Linked DNA regions of Homo sapiens: regions 2 and 3 are each linked to region 1. Evidence: chromatin contacts called from ENCODE Hi-C or POLR2A ChIA-PET data. All regions are on one chromosome and are shown on one strand. The core of a region is the stretch at or near the end of the contact, and the rest is flanking DNA. Distances in the headings are between cores, read along the strand shown.

Evidence for each region. Hi-C counts contacts between places; a loop is a spot of excess contacts on that map. ChIA-PET counts read pairs that join two places held with the same protein, here RNA polymerase II (POLR2A). Pooled maps may share reads with other maps.
Region 2: a pooled map shows a loop between it and region 1 (3-fold over the local background). The contact joins two enhancer-like sites. A Hi-C loop is called at or near these places in 2 of 50 pooled maps. POLR2A ChIA-PET finds 5 or more read pairs at or near these places in 2 of 52 experiments (OCI-LY7 and activated T-cell).
Region 3: a pooled map shows a loop between it and region 1 (2.3-fold over the local background). The contact joins two enhancer-like sites. A Hi-C loop is called at or near these places in 1 of 37 single-sample maps with no recorded cell type and 5 of 50 pooled maps. POLR2A ChIA-PET finds 5 or more read pairs at or near these places in 3 of 52 experiments (AG04449, BJ and activated T-cell).

The regions. Positions count from the first base shown.
Region 1 is chr6:149,452,986-149,456,786 of GRCh38, forward strand. It overlaps ZC3H12D (zinc finger CCCH-type containing 12D), which reads right to left. Exons shown (of 6, transcript NM_207360.3): 4 at 3,681-3,801. Among named protein-coding and RNA genes, the nearest start is that of ZC3H12D, 30 kb to the right of the region's middle. Within about 2 kb of position 1,631, at least 23 of the 41 ENCODE cell types and tissues checked have a DNase peak (open chromatin) inside an H3K27ac peak, as active enhancers do.
Region 2 is chr6:148,998,528-149,002,328 of GRCh38, forward strand. All of the region lies in intron 5 of UST (uronyl 2-sulfotransferase), which reads left to right. Among named protein-coding and RNA genes, the nearest start is that of UST-AS2, 32 kb to the right of the region's middle. Within about 2 kb of position 1,669, at least 13 of the 41 ENCODE cell types and tissues checked have a DNase peak (open chromatin) inside an H3K27ac peak, as active enhancers do.
Region 3 is chr6:149,078,405-149,082,205 of GRCh38, forward strand. No RefSeq gene overlaps it. Among named protein-coding and RNA genes, the nearest start is that of UST-AS2, 48 kb to the left of the region's middle. RefSeq lists an enhancer at 1,569-1,688. Within about 2 kb of position 1,692, at least 19 of the 41 ENCODE cell types and tissues checked have a DNase peak (open chromatin) inside an H3K27ac peak, as active enhancers do.

The sequences.
Region 1 (3,801 bases), core at 381-2,880:
AACTTAAAAATGCAGTCATCTGAGTGCAGTGGTTCACATGGGTAATCCCAACACTTTGGGAAGCTGAGGCAGAAAGATCCCTTGAGCTCAGGAGTTCAAGACCAGCCTGGACAACATAGTGAAACCTTGTCTCTACAGAAAGCAAAAAAAAAAAAAAAAAAGAAAATTAGCCAGATGTGGTGGTGAATGCCTTTAGTCCCAGCTACTCGGGAGGCTGAGATGGGAGGATGGCTGAGCCTGGGAGATGGAGGCTGCAGTGAGTCATGATTGTGCCACTGCACTCCAGCCCCGGTAACAGAGTGAGATCCTGGCTAAAAAAAAAAAAAATGACAGCCTCCGAGCTTCGCGCAAGACCTGCTTCATCAGAATCTGAAGTTGTTCAGGAATCTGCACAACTGGGAGATTGAGGTGGGCAGATTGCCTGAGCTCAGGAGTTCACAACCAACCTGGGCAACACGGTGAAACCTCATCTCTACTAAAAAATACACAAAAATTAGCTGGGCATGGTGGCGGGCACCTGTAGTCCCAGCTACTGGGGAGGCTGAGGCAGGAGAATTGCTTGAACCCGGGAGGCGAAGGTTGCAGTGAGCCGAGATCATGCTACTGCACTCCATCCTGGATGACAGAGTGAGACTCCTTCTCCAAAAAAAAAGAACTTCCCAGGTGATTTTTATCCAGGAAAATGAAAGTATAATTGCTCTAAGGGCTCCTCTGGCTTCCCACTGTCCTCAACAAAAGGTTAGAAACCTCTATGAGGTTAACAGCTCCAGAAAAGCCAGGAGTGGTGTCATACCCCTGTAGTTCCAGCTACTAGAAAAGCTGAGGAAGGAGGATCCCTGGAGTCCAGGAGTCCAGCCTGGGCAACAGAGCTAGACTCTATCATCTCTAAATAAACAAACAAACAAAAAACAGTTCCAGAAGGTTTCAGAGTTGTATGAGCTCCTTGAGGCTTAGGTCCCATTTCTCCTGTGTTTCACCCCGTGCCAAACACAGCTCTGGGCTGTGAACCTCCAGGCGAAGAGATTCAATAGGAACAGGGAGTTTGAATCAGTGAGGAAGTGGATCCCAGGTGCTGCCTGCACATACAGCCACCTCGCAGACTTAACCTCCTCCTCTGCGCACCCTGGGGGCACAGGGTCTGGTCTTAGTTTCCTTGGCTGCCCTGCCCCTGATCTGCCCTTCTCTCCTCCCTGGCATGGAGCCCTAATGAGGAAGGGAATGCATGCTCAGAGTTCAACAGGGAAAACCCAATTCCTCAGAAGGAAAACGCCCCTCGCTGAGTGAGGTCCACTTTTTACATAAATACTTTTGTTCCCAAGGCCACTTCCAGGTCATACAAAGGTTCTGTAGAGAGGTTGGGATTGTAAATCAAGGAGAAGATGTTTTATGGGTTGCTGTCCCCCTAAGAATCCAGAGTCATGCTGAAGTCCCACTCTGCAGAGAGCTGGGTGATCCCCGGCCCTGTGTGGCCTCCATAGCTCAGCTCCCAGCTGCACAGCCGGCTTCTCAGAATTGGGCCTTGACCAAGAATCTGGGGAACCGCCCACTGTGGTTATTAAACGTTCCCAAAGACTTCCTCTCCTGCTCTCTCAGGAGCAGGAGCTGTGCCAAGAGGGCCCTGTGGACGTGCCCGGGGCACCAGGGCAGGCGCCCTCGCTCACAAGCGGGCGGCAGGTCCTGCCTCCTGGCAGGCCCTTAACGGAGGCCAGTGCGTCAAAAGGACTTGGCTCCCGCCCCAGGCTGTCATCAGGCCAGAGATGGCCATGTCCCTGAGAGCTCAGTGAGGATTTCTGGAGCCCATAGTTACCAGACTAGCCAGATTCCTCCAGGCTACAGACGGACAGTGAGAGCCGCTGGCCTTTTGTAGCTGGAAATGACAATGGGGGCTCCTGCAGGGCGCTGCTGCCATGCCTCTGGCCCTCCACCTCCACGGCTGCAGGGGCAGTTGGCCTTGGGGACCACAGTACCCCCTGCTGCACCATGTCCTGGGAATAGCTGCTACCACTTCTGGGGCACAATTCTCTCTAGTCCTCACAATGATCTCAGAGGTGACATTATTAATCCCTTTTCAAGGTGAAGAACATTCAGCTCAGAGAGGTTGAGTGGTTCCCCCTTGACTCCCAGCCAGTAAGTGGCAGGGCCTCAGATGGAAACCTCACCTGCCCTCTCCAAAGCCCCAGCCCTTTCTCAAACACCACACTGTGTCCCTGGGTCCAGAGTCAGCAGCTGCTCAGCCGTGTGCAAGCAGCCTAAGCCCAGACCTCTTTCCCCATCGACCCTTCCCCAGCCATAGCCATTCACTCGGTCATTCCTTTACAACTAGTTACTGCACCCCTGTGGGCCAGGCGTGCTGGAGACACCGCACGTAAGACAGATACAGTCCCGGCCCTCACAGAGCTGAGGAGTTTGTCTAAAACCACGTTCCAAAAAGTCAGTCAGAGAGCCCAGAATGAGGGCCAAGCTAACACTGCCTGGAACAGAAATGGAAATGGGAGCAACAGCCCAGCTGGCTGTGCTCTGTCACACGCTGCTCGGGTCTCCAGACCCTCATCCACCTTGCCAGTGTCTGCCCTCACCATTAGCTGAGTGGTTTGTGCCTGTGGCCCTGTGTCCCTCTCTGCCTCCAGCCATAGCCGGTTGGTCTGGGATGAACTGACCCAAGAGGCCTATTTCAGGGCTACATGAACCAGCCAGGTTCTCTTGAACATTTCAACCCAGAGTCAGGGCCAGGCAGGGGGAGATATTTACAGCCCAGAAGAAAAGATTCTGGGCTGGGCTCAGTGGCTGACACCTAAAATCTCAACACTTTGGGAGGCTGAGGCAGGAGGATCGCTTGAGCCCAGGTGTTCAAGGCTGCAGTGAGCTGTGATCATGCCACTGCACTCCAACCTGGGCAATAGAGCAAGACCCTGTCAAAGAAAAAAAAAAATCTGTTGCCTACTCCCATATGTAATTCAAAATTTTGATTTAAAAAAAAAAAAAAGACAGCCAGGCACGGTGGCTCAAGCCTGTAATCCCAGCACTTTGGGAAGCCGAGGTGGACAGATCACAAGGTCAGGAGATCGAGACCATCTGGCTAACATGGTGAAACTCCATCTCTACTAAAAATACAAAAAATTAGCCAGGCATGGTGGTGCGTGCCTATAATCTCAGCTACTCGGGAGGCTGAGGCAGGAGAATTGCTTGAACCTGGGAGGCAGAGTTTGCAGTGAGCCAAGATTGAGCCACTGCACTCCAGCCTGGGTGACAGAGCAAGACTCCATCTCAAAAAATAAAATAAAATAAAATAAAATAAAATAAGACAAAAACCTGAAATAAGTGAAAAGCAATACAACAAAGTACAGATCTTTTCCATGATGACTATTTCAATATTCTGAAGTATGCAATTCTGTTTTTTTAAGTTAGTGGTGCCCTAAACACATGCTTGCATGCTTGGCCCACCTCTTGGGCTTCTCTGTGGTGTGTCAGATGTGGCCCTGGGAACAGCAAGGTCAGAGCAAAGCAGCCCACCTATTGGGGACGTGCCCGCCGAGAATGCGGACCTGGGGGAGCTCTGTCTGAGGGGCTGGGTGACCGGGTGACCCCAAGCTCCTCCACCTGGTAGCAGGCGTGGCCACTGCCTCGACCCCGGCCCCCCGCCCCGCCGCCCCCCAGGGTGTCAGGACCCCAGCCGGACCTACCGGTCGTTGACGAAGGAGAACATGAGCAGCCTCTGCTCGATGAACCACTTCCACTCGGGGTTCTCGCTCTGCAGGTCCCGGTAGTTGTCGTTGGAGACGATGACGCCGTCCTGCTCGTAGG
Region 2 (3,801 bases), core at 419-2,918, 450 kb before region 1:
AAGCTTGAGAATAGCAAAATTGTAGCCCCCATAGGATGCACTGGCAGTGCATTCATATAATATCACACTGCCCCTCCTAGAGAAAACTCACAATGGTGATCTCTCCATTTTCTGTGTGGCTAAGTAGCGGGTAGGGATGCGGGCCCATCCATAAACCCGACCTCCTGCTTATTTTAAGAGTTTCATCAGCATCTCAAGATGAGTCAATATTAGAAGGATAGATAGTCCCATTGACTGTATGCTTCAGAATATAATCAGCGCAGCCCCTTATAGGCCGAGGCTGCTGCCATGTATGTGCTGGTCTGAATGCAGCAAGCAGCATAGCACTGCAGCCCAGGTGGCTGGTGCATGCCTGGTTAACCAAGGCAGCACTTGCAGCACTCACAGCAGTCAGCCAGTGGCAGAGATCCAGCCATGTGGCTCCTTCTGGGCTGTAGAGATGAGAATCACAGACAACCAAGATGCAAAATCCCGAAGTCATTATTCCTCTGAGTGGAGCCCGCATCTGGAATGCACCTTTTCCAGCAGGGAGTAGTTTATAGGTCATATAATGTCATTTCAGTCATGCAGATATCTAGCAAGAAAAAGTATCAACAATGATATATCTTTATCTATATGAACACTTAAGTACTTTTTGTTCAAAATTTAATGGTACTTGTATTCTGGACTTTACTGGTGAAATTTTTATGATGTTGTTTATTGAAAAACAGTAGTATCATCTGAAATCTTTCATTAGACACCCAGACTTCCATGGTGATTTGCTAGGCATAGCATAATTCAAATAAAAATTTCATTATCTTCAAAGACCACTTTTAGAAACTATAATAGAACACCTATCTGGCACTGGGTGGATACCGTAATACAGAGAAGCAAATCTTCTAGGTTAGAATATAATTCTGATACAGAATATGTAGAACAAAGATTATAACTTTTTATATTCATGGCATACTTCAAATATTGGAACTTTTGGCAACATGCAACACTAATAATAGACTCAAAGCAACACCATTAAGACAAACTCACTGCTATGATGTAACAGTGTCTCACAGGGTCTGTAAGAAGAACCCTCAGGAATAATGCTGTTTGATGTCTGACTTAAACTGTGCATTGTCCTTTACCCTCTGACATATAGAGCAAAAATGATTACGTTTCTCTAAACATGTGACCTTGCTTTGGCACAGACTTGACATCTTACTCAACTTCTTTCCTCTAACTTTGCAAGTTTCACTCCTTACATCCCAGGTTATCCATGCCTCTACACTCAGCATTTCCTCTGATAGACCTTCCTGTAGCAAAGAAGCATGAATAGCCCATACAGGGCTCCCAATCAAGATGGTATACTGAGTTCACACTCTCTTGACCCCAAATATATTGTAATGATTGATAGAATATAAAAAGAGGAAATCCAAAGGATTTACCAGCTTTATTATAAAATAAGAACATCCTCATGCATGGAGGAATTCCTGAGTGGTGAGCAATGATGAATCCACAGGCCAGCTGGGCTCTGGTCCAGAATCCAGTAGTGGCAGCCAGAAATAGGACAAGGTCAAGGAGACTAGAAGTGTCCTGGCCAACAAGAGGGCCAGACCAGGCTCAGTGCTTTAAACCAAGGCATGGGGTGAGAAGCCACACTTCCCCTCACTTTCCAAGTAAAGGAAGTTAAACGTAGCAACTGCTCATCTTCTGCCTGGAACTATGCCCTTATAAGAGGCTAGAGATATACAGAGGTGGAAAAACAAAACCACAAACTCACAAGTAAGAAGTGAACCAAACTATTTGCTCCTTTGTAAGCAAATGTGTAATATTCTCATTGCTCTCATAAGATGGGAAGTAAAACTAAGACCTGATTCTGGACTCAGGACCCGGGAGTCCGGATGGTAGAAGCCACAAAACCACTAGAATAAGACAGAGGGTGAGAAGGAGGAAGAAAGAGAGACAGGGAGAGGAGAGAGGCAGCAGAGAGAGGAAGAAGACGGAGACAGATTATGAATCTCCTACCCAAAATGAGCCTACAGACCATACATTCTAAGGAACATGGAAAAAAAATCCAATACCAAGAAAGGCAGGCAGCAAAATCTAGTACTGGAATATGAATACACTCCAGATGGCTTTAAGGAACAACCTGACAAAGTCTTTAAAATAAGTGTGCCTAGGATGTTTGAAAAGACAAAAGAATGAATAGCTTCCATTTAAAAAGAGCAGAAAATTGTAAGAGAGACATGAAACAAGGACATGAGGATATCTTTAAAATAATTAAGTAAAATGAAAAATATGGTTATTGAAGTAAAAATTTAATAGATAAGTTCTAAGCTAAATAAAGTTAAAGAGAATATTAATTGATTTAGAAAATAGTCAAGAGGAATTCACCAAGAATGGAATTCAGAAACAGATAGACAGATAGAGCAGTTAAGAGACATGGAAAAAATATTGTAAAGTTTCAACAGGCATCTGATAGGAGATCCAGAAAAAAGAGAATAGAAAAATGTTAGGGAAGAAATATTTGAAGCAATTAAAGGACAAAATATTCCAAAATTGGAGATGATTCTTTTTTTTTTTTTTTTTGAGACAGAGTCTTGCTCTGTCACCCAGGCTGGGGTGCAGTGGCATGATCTCGACTCACTGCAAGCTCTACCTCCCAGGTTCATGCCATTCTCCTGCGTCAGCCTCCTGAGTAGCTGGGACTGCAGGCACCTACCACCACGCCTGGCTAATTTTTTTGTATTTTTAGTAGAGTCAGGGTTTTACCATGTTAGCCAGGATGGTCCTGATCTCCTGACCTCGGATCTGCCCACCTTGGCCTCCCAAAGTGCTGGGATTATAGGCATAAGCCACCGCGCCTGGCCTGGAGATGTGATCCTTCATACTAAAAGTACACTGGGAGTACTGAACAGATTAAACAAATTTAAATATTCACACAAGTATTTTAGAGTGAAACTGAAGATATCAAGGAAAAGGAAGCAAAGCAGATGACCAATGAAGGAATCATAGTTAGGCTCATAGCAGACTTCTTGTCAGCAACAATAGATATCAGATGACAGTACAGTAATATCTTCAAAGTGTTGAGATAAAAAAATTGTGAACCTGGAATTTTATACCCAGCTAAACAATCATTCCACTGGCCTTTTTCAGACACAGAGAGTTTCCTACTTACTGAGTTCATTAAAAGCATTATTAAAAGATGAATTATGGGGGAAATTAAGGTACAAGGGCATAAAAAGCAACAGTGAACAGAGCTGTTGAGTAAAACAATGTTAGTAAAATGAGTTGAATATTAAGTGTTAAAAGTTGTTTGTATGTTAAAAAAAGATTACAATTAGGCAACTTTAAAAAGGTGAGTGGTGTTTAATGGATAAAGTTGCTAAAATTCATCTCCGATTTGGAGGAATATAAGAAAACCAAATTACTTCATGCTTTATTAGAAAAAATTTAATCAAGTTTGAATGTTAAAAAAAATTTAATGACTTTTCCATTTACTTATCTTTCTCATCATCTATTTACAAATGAATTTTTAAAATTCTTTGCCCTTCCTCAGACTCTCTCAGTAATGAAAGTATCTTAAGCTCCTTTGTTATTTTTATTTTCTTAAATTGTAAGAGTCATCCATGTGTTTGAAAAAAAATCTTACAATGTTAAAAAAAAAATGTAAGGGTAAAATGTAATCCTTAGATTCTAAAGCAGTAGAGGACAGGGAAGGGATATTATTAAAAACTCTATTAAACCAACAGAAGACATGAAAAGAAAAAAGATGCAGGAAAAAAAGAATAGCAAATTTTAAAAAACGCAATGTAAGGTGCAGAAATT
Region 3 (3,801 bases), core at 442-2,941, 370 kb before region 1:
CAAACATAATGTTTTAAATATCCTGCTACAGAAAAGTCTTTTTTGGGCTAAAACCAAAAATCCAAGTCTGTTAAGAAAAACACACAGAACTTCTTTCACAGCCCAGCACATTCATTGTGATATCATGTGGTGTTAGTCGGCTAGGCCTACCGTAACAAAGTGCTGCGGACTGGTTGCCTTAAACAACAGAAGTGTATTGTCCCATAGTTCTGGAGGCTGGAAGTCCGAGATTGAAGTGCTGGCAGGGTTGGTTCCTCCTGAGGCCTCTCTCCTGGGCTTGCAGAGGGCACCTTATCCCTGCATCCTCCCGTGTCCTTCCCCCGTGCCTGTCTGTGTCTTGATCTCTTCTTCTAAGGACCGCAATCATATTGGATTAGGGCTCACTCTAATGACCTCATTTTAACTTAATGACTTCGTTTAAGACCCTAATATGGTTTGGCTGTGTCCCCACCCAAATCTCATATTGAATTGTAGTTCCCATAATCCCCACATGTGAAAGGGACCCGGTGATGGATAATTGAATCATGGGGGTGGTTACCCCCATGCTATTGTTCTCGTGATAGTGAGTTCTCATGACATCTGATGGTTTTATAAGGGGCTTTTCCCCTTTTGCTGGGCGCTTCTTCTTGCTGCTGCCACCATGTGAAGAAGGACATGTTTGCTTCCCCTTCTGCCATTATTGTAAGTTTCCTGAGGCCTCTCCAACCATGCTGAACAGTGAATCAATCAAACCTCTTTCCTTTATTAATTATCCAGTCTTGGGTATGTCTTAATATTAGCAGTGTGAAAACAGACTAATACAGATCCTATTTCCAAAAATGCTCACATTCTGAGATACTTGGTTAAGACTTTCATATATGAATTTGTGGGGGACACACAATTCAGCCCATAACACCCAGACTATAGCAGAAAAGTTAGGGCAGAGGAACTGAATTCCTACTAGGAGAGAAGCAAGCCTCAAAGTGCAGATTCCTATAGTTGCATTGGGGCTCTGGAGCAGTGATCTGGTCCATTCCCTCATTTTACAGACAAGGAAAACCAAGGTCCAAAGAGGAGACACAAATATGTCACATGCTAACTTTGCCCATTGAGGGTTCCCTTAACTTTTGAAGCAGCTACCAAATTAAAACTTTAAAAAGATGATATAGCCAAAGCCCATCTACAGACCTAGGATCCAGAATGAAAGTGATGAGGCACTTTCAGCCACACCCACTGCCACCTGCTGTACTGGAGCAGCCTCACCATAGGGCTCTCCTGGGAGCCGGGGCTTTGGAACTCGCCTTTCCACAGAGGGAGGGGAGGCCCTATTGGTTTTCAGTCACTGAAGTCCTCAGAGACAAATCCCAAATAAATATTTTATTTTTAATTTTTCTGTCTGCTCAAAAGACACAGAGAGGTTCTTGTTCCTTGGTAAACAGACTTGGAGCATGTTTGCCCATCTCAGATTACAGAGTTTTATTTCTCTTAAAGGCAAAATGAAGATTCTTGTCCTACTTCCTGTAACGAGTTTCAGATGGACCCACCTCCAAAAATATAGTCAAAATGCAGTTCATAAAACTAGGGGAAGTCAAGTACAGACATGTCCCAGGAAAGCAGAACCAGAGGAGAAGCAGACCCCGGGCACTCGCAGGACTATTTGACTCACTGGAGAATTCCCTTCTGCCAGGGCAGGCTTGGCTCACTGCTCCAAGCACTGCAGATTCCCAAGGAACACCCAGGCCCACAGATGTTCATGGGTCACAGAATTGTGAACTGACCACTTGTGCATTTTGGATTTCAACTTGTAAACATGGGGATTCCCTTTTTACAAAAAGAAAAAGGAGAGGATGAAAAATCACCATGCAAAGGAAAGTTGAGAGCTAAGTTTTTCCTTTTGGAATCTTGGCATGCGCATTTAGCTATCTTCAATCTGGCTTTCACCAGACGCTGTGTGCTTTGAGCAGGGGTGGAGCAGTCTGCCCTGTGCCGCTCTGCCAGAACATTCAGACTTGACCTGTCACAGGCCTCTTATTCCAGTCAGGAGCAGACACGGCCCAGGAGATGGGCCCTGCCAGACACAGCAGGCTGCCTTTGAGGTGCAACCAGAGAGGCAGTAAAAACCTGGGAGGAGAGCATTTGACTGACTAGGCTGGGGGCTGCCCACCAGTCAAGTCCCCGAGTTCAAGTCCCAGCTGTTCTGTTTCACTGGGCATCAGTGTAAATCATTTGACCTCCATCGGTCTGAAATCGACTCAGCTGGAAAACATTAGAAAGAAAATAAAACATCTACTGAAAACCAAGAGCTGCTTCTGGGATGAACCATTTCCCACCCTTGACCCCTAAATGCTAAAAGACTGAGCCACAACACTTCCTAAGCTGATGAAAGGTTTGTTCTCACCACAGAACACTGTATCCCCAGCAAGAGGGCATAGAATTACATATAGTCATTCCAGGTTGCCTGAAGCCCCCGTTCCTTCATGTCTGCAAGTGGCATTGCCCAGTATGCTGTGAGTCGATGGACAGCAGCATTTCTGAAATGTGAATTGAGCTCCCAGGAGTAGGCACATCCTCCTGGGCATGAGATAGAGCAAATGCAGCAAGGACCTGTCCTGAAGAAGCATCGGTCCCTTCCTCCTGGCCTGGTTTCCACTGTTCTGTTTACTGTGCCATTATCCAAGATAAACCAGTCTGTGGAATTCCACTTTTCTCAAGCATTCTTTGGGACGAGTTTGTCTAGCTGCAAGTTAGAAGATTCAGCTCTAATTCACAGCTTGTACTAAATACAGGCTTCCTCTAACTTATTTAAACTACTGTGTGTATCTGTGATCCCATGACTAATGGTAATAATGAGCCTAAAACATCCATGTGAATTAATACAGGTTGTGCACAAAGAAAAGTGTTAGTAAAAATTGGAAACCTGGCAGGACGGGGGTACTAAACTTCTTGGAGGGTCATTTCTCATTCTCAGAAGTAGTGTTACTGCTGTGATGTGGGAAAAATCTGGCAATGATTTTGTGGGCTGGTGATGTTTCCAGCATGGTTGATTCCCCATAGGACTGCCATGTTGAAAAACTTTAATGTGTTGTATTACTAATCTTTCAAATGCAGAAGAGAGTTAAGACACTGACCACAAACTTCCTTATAGTCACCTTAAGTTTTGCACATATCAAATTTACTATTTGCTTTTTCTCCTTTTGGCACACTTTCCTGTATGGTGTCCATCTTTGGAAACTAGTGAAATTCTAGTCCAATGTGTATTCTCAAAGGATAATTCATGAACCAAGTGTGTGAGATAGGCATGAAAAAAAATCGTGTTAAATAATTTTGGAAGTGCTGCAGTTCATAGTGTGGTGTTACACAGTATGGTAGTATATTCAGAGTATACTAAGGACTCATGCATACTGAAGCATTTTTAAAAATTAATTGATCTTTTGTTGAATTTCAAATTTCTCAAAAGTATTTGCCATGAAACCCTTATTTGCATAAGACCCATTGATATCCTGTGGAACTAGTGTTCTGGAGACTACACTTTGAGAAACAATGCTTTAATGCAAATTATTGGATTACATTTTTCCTCATTGGAAGACTTGTTTTCCTCTTGCTGTGGTTCAATTTTGGTCCGTGCATCGTGCTTGAAGAAAATATATTTGCATCAGATGACGAACATGTTGATAAAAAGAAGATGGGGACAAATAACATTTTTAGAAAATAACAAGGAATCATCTTTCAGTTTTGCTTATTCTCCTAATTACATTCCTCTATCTCGGGAAAAAGTAGAAACTCTTTTCAAGGTAAAATTTTTTATACTTTTCAATATTATTT